Linked DNA regions of Homo sapiens: region 2 is linked to region 1. Evidence: read pairs that join two places in POLR2A ChIA-PET (ENCODE). Cell type or tissue: MCF 10A. All regions are shown on one strand. Region 1 overlaps MAP4K3-DT (MAP4K3 divergent transcript). Region 2 holds the start of LOC124905994 (a long non-coding RNA gene).

Region 1 (4,000 bases):
TAGGAGACCTGGCTCCTTCTTCCCCCAATCCCCTTTGCCTGTTTTTGATGCTTTGGTTCTGCTCTTTGCTGGGTGAAGGAAGACAGCAGTGTTGGCTGCTTTAGTTTTGGGCTTCCCTACTATGGCACCATTTGGGGCAGCAGCCTAGATGGTGCTGTACTTGGTGGGGGACAACCCCTCACCCCCAAGCATTTTGCTGCTTCTCTCTGGCTGACGTGTTTCCCTTTTAATGTGTACTATAAAAGAAAAGAAGAGGAAGAAAGAGAGAGGAAGGGAGATGAGGGAGAGTGGGAAGGAGAAAAAATATTAATTTTTGTTCTTATGTGAAATTAACGTCTTACTTGCTTTGTGTCTCCTCTTACCCAAGTTGGCTGCAGTGATGCCCTCTCTGACACAGTAGGTCAGAGACCCTGAGGTTCGTTCGTTCTTTCTTTCTTTCTTTCTTTCTTTCTCTCTCTCTCTTTCTCTCTTTCTCTCTCTCTCTCTCTTTCTCTCTCTCTCTCTCTTTCTCGCTTTCTCTCTTTCTCTCTTTCTCTCTTTCTCTCTCTCTCTCTCTCTCTTTCTTTCTTTCTTTCTTTGATGGAGTCTCACTTTGTTGCCCAGGCTGGAGTGCAGTGGCACAGTCTCAGCTCACTGCAACCTCCGCCTACCGGGTTCAAGTGATTCTCCTGCCTCCGCCTCCTGAGTAGCTGAGATTACAGGCACACACCACCACGCCCAGCTAATTTTTGTATTTTTAGTAGAGATGGGGTTTCACCATGTTGGCCAGGTTGGTCTCGAACTCCTGACCTCAAGTGATCCACCTGCCTCGGCCTCCCAAAGTGCTGGGATTACAGGAGTAAGCCACCATGCCCGGCCCTTCATCCTATTTTGATGTCAGAGACCACGTATGGATATAGTGCTGGATGCTTTATTTACCAACTTGAGCCTTTAATTTTGCCTCTGAAATGAATTATTTATTAGCAAATACATTAACATAACATTTTTCATTTGGAGGCATGCTAAACTGTTGACCTTTTTCGTAAAGATTCTAAGGGGGCTTGAAAAGGAAAAACCTAGAAATTTATAAATACTGAATAGAGTGTCCATCCTTCTTCACTTTGTTTCCTAGTAGCGCTTTCATCCTGTCACAAATTGGTTCAGCAGCAGAGGAGTTAATATGCACAAGCACTTTTCTTTGTCATAGGACGACATTCCATTTGAGTCCTTTAAGGATGTGCTGGAAAGGGAGTGGGGAAGTTACACCGCAAATATTATCTTCCCCAGATGCAAACAAGTTTCTTTACTAGTAGAACTGGAAAATATGTGCCACTTGCTAATTTTTTACTTCTAAACTTTTGTTAGGCTGTTAAATTTGGTGAATAATACCATGAATTATTATTATAAAGATTAGCACATCTATTTACAATAGAATATTTCAAACAGACAGAAAAGCATACAAAATAATATGACAAAAAATCATCTATCTACAATCCAGCCCTAAGTGCTAGATAGTATTTCATGTAATAAAATTTTGCCATATTTGCTTCAGATCTCCCTTTTTCCCTCCCTCCCCCTTTTGCCCTCTTCCTCCCTCCCTTTTTTCCCCTTTCCTCTGTTTCTTCCAAGTTAAAACCTTTTTTTCCTCAACAAGCCACCAGAAGTGCTGACAAAGTTAAAATCATATAGATGTAGTTAAAACCCCTGAAACCAATCTATCTCATTCCTCTCTTGTGATCTGCAGGGTGACAACTACCCTGAATTTAGAGTTTTAATTCCTCTGTGTATTTTTATATTATTTAAAATTTTTTTTAATAAGAGCTGGAGTCTTCCTGTGTTGCCCAGGGTGAAGGGCAGTGCCTATTCACAGGTGCAATCCACTATGATCAGCACAGGAGTTTTGACCTGCTCTGCTTCCCACACAGGTGGGTTCACCTTTCCTTAGGCAACCAGGTAGCCCTCTGCTCCTGGGAGGTCACTATATGATGCCCAGAACTAGTGGGCTCAAGCAATCCTCCCGCCTCAGCCTCCCAAGTAGCTGGGTCTATAGGCACACACCACCACACCCAGCTATTTTTTATATTTATACTATATATGTATCCATAAGACATAAAGTTGATTTGCAAGTTTTTCATCATTAAATGATATATTATGCGCTTTCTTCTTAATCTCTCACTCAACATGTATTAATACTCATCTTTTTTTTTTTTTTCTAAACAGTCTCACTCTGTTCACCAGGCTGGAGTGCAATGGTGTGATCATGACTCACTGAAGCCTTGACCTCCTGGGCTGAAGCAATCTTCCTGCCTCAGCCCTGCAAGTAGCTGGGCCTACGGGCACACGCCGCCATGCCTAGCTAATTTTTGTATTTTTTGTAGAAACAGGGTTTCACATGTTGCCCAGACTAGTCATGACCTCCTTAGCTCAAGTGAGCCACCTGTCTCAGCCTCCCAAAGTGCTGGGATTTCAGGTGTGAGCCACCATGGTTGGCCCCTAATACACATCTTTTTTTTTTTTTTCTTTTTTTTTTGAGATGGATTCTCACTCTGTCTCTCAGGCTGGAGTGCAGTGGCACGATCTTGGCTCACTGCAGCCTCTGCCTCCCAGGTTGAAGCGATTCTCCTGCCTCAGCCTCCCGAGTAGCTGGATTACAGGCGCTTGCCACCACGCTCTGCTAATTTTTGTATTTTTAGTAAAGATGGGTTTTGCCATGTTGGCCAGGCTGGTCTTGAACTTCTGGTCTCAAGTGATCCGCCCTCCTCAGCCTCCCAAAGTGCTGGGATTACAGGTGTGAGCCACTGCGTCAGGCCAATACACATCTTCTAGTTTATTTAAAGTGCTAGATAGTATTTCATTGTATAAAAAGACCACAGTTTATTCATTCTTTTGTTGATAGATCTTTAAATTGTTTCCATTATTTTTCCCTTACAAACAATGCATGATAAATGTTTTTGTATGTGTCTCCTTGTGAGAGTTATATATCTAGGTGTGACATCACTGGGTTCTATCACAAGTCTTTGGAAGTAATTTTTATGTGGATAGTGCAACAATATGACTAGTTACTTAAAAGAAAAAAATTAAGTCAAGATAAGTGGCGGAAGACACAGAAATTCAGAAATAGGATGTAAAATAGTAATGGAATAGTAGGTAAATTAGATACATAATCCTATGCCTTTTTTTTTCTTTTTGAGACGGAGTCTCGCACTGTCGCCAAGGCTGGAGTGCAGTGGCGCCATCTCGGCTCACTGCAAGCTCTGCCTCCGGGGTTCACACCATTCTCCTGCCTCAGCCTCCCGAATAGCTGGGACTGTAGGCGCCCGCCACATGCCCGGCTAATTTTTTGTATTTTTACTAGAGGCAGGGTTTCACGGTGTTAGCCAGGATGGTTTCAATGTCCTGACCTTGTCATCCGTCCGCCTCAGCCTCGCAAAATGCTGGTATTACAGGCATGAGCCACTCCGCCTGGCGACAATCCTATGCTTTTTTAAAAAGGTAGTTCATCTTTTGGCTGGGCATGGTGGCTCATGTCTGTAATCCCAGCACTTTGGGAGGCTGAGGCAGGAGGATCACTTGAGGTCAAGAGTTTGAGACCAGCCTGACCAACATGGTGAAACCCTGTCTCTACTAAAGGTACAAAAATTAGCTGGGTGTGGTGGTGCACACCTGTAATCCCAGCCACTTGGGAGACTGAGGCAGGAGAATCACGTGAACATGGGAGGCGGAGGTTGCGGTGAGCTGAGATCACGCCATTGTACGCCAGCTTGGGCAACAGAGCAAGACTCCAGCTCAAAAAAAAAAAAAAAAGGGAAACATTAATGAAAAGGTAATTCATCTTTTGAAAAAAAAAGTAGAGTGAACATACTGAACATCACAGATTTTCATCTACATTTAAGATGCTAGCTTTAGGCTGGGCGAGGTGGCTCATGCCTGTAATCCCAGCACTTTGGGAGGCCAAGGTGGGTGGATCACCTGAGATCAGGAATTCGAGACCAGCTTGACCAATATGGTAAAACCCTATCTC
Region 2 (4,000 bases), 250 kb after region 1:
ACAATCAATTTGCAATATAGCAGCTACAGTATCCTAAAACATATGTTAGGTGACATCACCTATTCAAAACTCTTTCAGTGGTTTTGAGTAAAAGCTAAAGCCCTTAAAATAGTCTTCAAGGCCCCATCTCATCTAATATACCACCTCTACCTGCCACCCATTACCTTGTTAACCTAATCTCTCATCCTTTATCCGCAGTATCCACTATATGCCAGGAGTATCTCTCTCCTCCTTCAAGTTGTGGTAATCAAAAATGTCTGCAGACATTGCCATATGTCTTCTGAGGACCAAAAATTGCCGCTGGCTGAGACCCCTGCTTTAACCCAAGGAATAAGGACTACAGAAATCTTGCTTTTTCTTTGAGTTGTCAAGTTCTACCAAAAGCAGATAGCCCGCCTCATAGGGCTCGTATTCCTCAGGTTTTTGGTGTTTCCCAGAGCATCAGGTAAGCACAGGCATTATGAACTGCTTCACCATCACATGCCATACACTTTCTATAACACTAGCTGTATTCTCACTGCCTTTAACCCAAGTAGGCCAGATACCGAGTAACGAATTCACATTACTGGGGGCCTCTTGCTTGAAACCCCTCAGAGTATCAGTCTCCATTATCAGAGTCCCAGCTGTTAACAACACAACCACATTTACTTAGTTTTAGCAAAAATGAAATGTATTCAAGATTAGTAGGTGGCTCTTAGAATTTCCTAGGAAGGCCAGAGAGAGAAGCTTAGCGGTGGCTACGTAGCCAAGAGCAGTGCTGAAACCTCAGGAGAGGAATGTTCTGGTGAAGATCGCTTTGTGTTGCCACTGGGCACAAATGCCATAGCTTGCACATGGGTGGACCTGATACCAGGGGCCCAGGTTTCCACACCCTGGCTGGAAAACAGATTTTATGACTTCTGCTTTGGGGAGCTGATTCACAGGGTGGAAAATTACCCAAACATAGCAAAGTTGTTCAAATACCACTAAAGCTGCCAATAAGTTGAACAATTGTATCACACTATTGAAAAACATTAAACCAGAGCATATATTCTCCTCAAACTTACTGTTTCTTTTTCTCAGGTAGTGAACATAAGCAACAAACTGACTTTCTATATAAATAAGGGCGAGGTGACAGTGTATGAATGCTTTTAGAAAAAAAGCAAATTTCATTTTCCATCATGTTTTGAAGGATACTGGCTTAATTCAGTTATTATTCTCACTGTTGGTTTACATAATAAACATATAAAATGTATTGCAAATACAAATTATTTTCATTCCAATGGAGAAGAAAATTACAGGCTCAAAAATCAAGTTTAATATCAAAAGAAGTTACACATAAAGGTTTTTACATTTCCGAAAATCTGATAGTTAAAATATCCCGTCTGGTGTTGATTGTGATACACTTAAGTGAACCCCTGAAAACCTTTATTTTGAAATTGAAGTTTTTGCTCAGAAACTGGGCAGAACTTTTCACATTCTGACAGAAGATAAAACTTAAGTCTAAAAAATATTCGATAACTTTTTTCTCAAAAACATTAAGTACTTTAGAATATAAAGCAGAAACTCTTACCAAGCATGTGTACCCATCAGCCACACCTCCTGTCTTTGGGGGAATTTGGTTACTTGGAGCTCTGTGGGTGCTATATGAATCCTAGAGACAGCAAACTTCTGCTGTACAGCTAACTTACAAGGGCCTGAACCCGGCTGATGGCAGCAAGCCTGCTACAGTCCAGAAGAGTGCGACTTCTTATATTTACATATGAACGCATCTGTCTTTCCAAGGCTAACTTTGTAGCATTCCACTGGTACCAAGGAGCCAAATGGTGACATTCTGTCTAAGAATTTGTGGTTACTGGCTTCGAATGAAGTTGACGCTGTCTTGAATGCACCAGTTTTTTCTTCAGGATTCAAGCACTTTTTAATTCCAGGTTCATCTGTGTGACTGTCCTTGGAATTGAAAGGGATGTTGCTCTCTTTACAATCTGTAAGGCGCCTGTGGTGATCTTCACTAAGCAACAATACAATGGTTCCGCCAACATGAAGCACTCTGTGACAAAAAAAAAATGGTAATTGCTATCTTTCTCCTTTCTAGACAACAAACAATCCCACTTCATTTAAAATGGTTCATGTTTTTAATTTGAAATTTAATTTTATCCATTTAAATATAAGGATTTTTGATAATTAGGTAGTATCTTCTATAATGTATATTCATTATAGTAATTATGAAATCCCTAGTACAAATCTGCTTTAATTATCTATTTTTACTCAAAAGGCAAGCCTCAAAGTAATTTGTAGTCACGGTCTAATAAATGATTGTATAAAGGAAAAGGCAAATGACAGAATCCTAAAGACTGCATGTATTAAAAGCAGTAGCCTGACAGCAGAAGAAAGTTAACAGGAAAGAGTTAGGACACGAACAAAGAAATGGCGAAGGAAAAATCAGAAAAAGAAGGGCAGATCTTGAAATGTCAGCTTCTTGAGGAGAATGCATTTACTCAATTATCAAAGTCTATGTAGCACTTATGTGGAAAAAGTCATGAAAACACTTGCCTGTGTCCCGTGACATAGCCCTGTAAGTTGCCAAGAGATCACTGAACATCTCTTTGGGAGAGAGAGGCGAGTAAAGGGTGTGAAAATGCTATAATCAAGGCAAGCATGAGGGGCTTGGGAACATGAGGTGGGTCCCAAACCCGAGCATGGGACAGAGGAGAGAATTTCCCAGAGGAAGATACCTGTGCTATGAGTTAAAAGACAAGTGGGAATGAGCCAGGCAAAGCGACGGCAAGCGGCTGCAGCAAGGGAGGGTGCTGGAAGCAGAAAAAGCAGCAAAGACGGGAGGAAGTGGAGAGGAGGCAGCTCTGAAAGCAGCTCAGTGGGTGGGTGAGTCACAGCGGGTGGGAAGTGGAGGGAGGAGGGGAGTAAGGAGTTCAGCTTGGAACGTGCTGATGTACCTAAGGAACACATAAGTGCGGATTCCACCAGAGAGCTGGATACACAGCCTGGAGTAATGGAAAAGACCAGGCCTTGAGGTAAAGATACAGTAAATGGTAGCTAAAGCCATAATGGTGGATGGGATCACCTGGGGTGGCAGTACAGGTTGAGAAGAGAAAATGGGACAGGGAGCAGAGATTTCACATTTAAAAAGTGACGGAGGAGAAGACCCATGAAGTAGACATCCTCAGAGAAAATCTGGACAACAGTTATGTCAAGGAAGCCAAAGAAGTACAGTTTCAAGAAAGAAACAGTTTCAACAGTGTCAAATGCTATAGGGCCGGCATGGTGGCTCACACCTGTAATCCCAACATTTTGGGAGGCTCAGGTGGGAGGATCGCTTGAGCACAGGAGTTTGAGACCAGCCTGGGCAACATGGCAAAACATGTCTCTACCAAAAAAATACAAAAATCAGCCAGGTGTGGTGGCGTGTGCCTGTAATCCCAGGTACTTGGGAGGCTGGGATGGGAGGACTGCTTGAGCCCAGGGGGCAGAGGTTGCAGTGAGCTGAGATTGCACCACTGCACTCTAGTCTGGGCAACAGAGAGAGACCCTGTCTTTAAAATAAAATTATTTTTTACACACATACATATGTAAAAATATATATATAATATATATTATATATTTACATATAAATACATAATTTATATACATATAAATTATATGTATATATACACATATATACATATATAAATTATATATATATGTAAAATAACAAATGCTATAGGACTAACAGGTGATCAGGATTATGAGAAATCAGTGAACCCAGGGACAGCAATCCTAGCTGAAGGCAGGAGCAGATGCTCGTCTGCCAGGGTAGAGTGGGGCTGGAAACTGAGGAAGCAGAGGTGTCAAGTGTAGGCCATTATTTCAAGAAGTTCAGCTGTACAGGAAAAGAAACAGTGGCAGCTAAAGGACCAAGAGTTAAGGGGAATCTGCCTCATGCCCAGCAAAAATCTAAGAAGCTTAGGTAGCTTTCCCTAGTCTAATCCATCAGCAAAGCTAGACAATTCTGTCTCTAAATTGT

Evidence for each region. ChIA-PET counts read pairs that join two places held together with the same protein. Peaks named below come from ENCODE experiments on the same cell type or tissue, not always from the same donor. Only the 100,000 strongest peaks of a DNase experiment are listed, where the experiment ranks them.
Region 2: POLR2A ChIA-PET joins it to region 1 with 5 read pairs; 4 of 35 experiments call an interaction of 5 or more read pairs at or near these places.

The regions. Positions count from the first base shown.
Region 1 is chr2:39,486,394-39,490,393 of GRCh38, forward strand. All of the region lies in intron 3 of MAP4K3-DT (MAP4K3 divergent transcript), which reads left to right. Among named protein-coding and RNA genes, the nearest start is that of MAP4K3-DT, 51 kb to the left of the region's middle. In MCF 10A, no CTCF peak of the experiment used is centred here; a DNase peak (open chromatin) is centred at 2,248.
Region 2 is chr2:39,735,031-39,739,030 of GRCh38, forward strand. It overlaps THUMPD2 (THUMP domain 2 tRNA and snRNA guanosine methyltransferase), which reads right to left. Exons shown (of 10, transcript NM_025264.5): 10 at 1,031-2,029. The coding sequence ends at 1,705. LOC124905994 (a long non-coding RNA gene) reads left to right here and starts at 1,965. Exons shown (of 3, transcript XR_007086294.1): 1 at 1,965-2,048. It also overlaps a transcript of TMEM178A not described here. In MCF 10A, no CTCF peak of the experiment used is centred here; no DNase peak of the experiment used is centred here.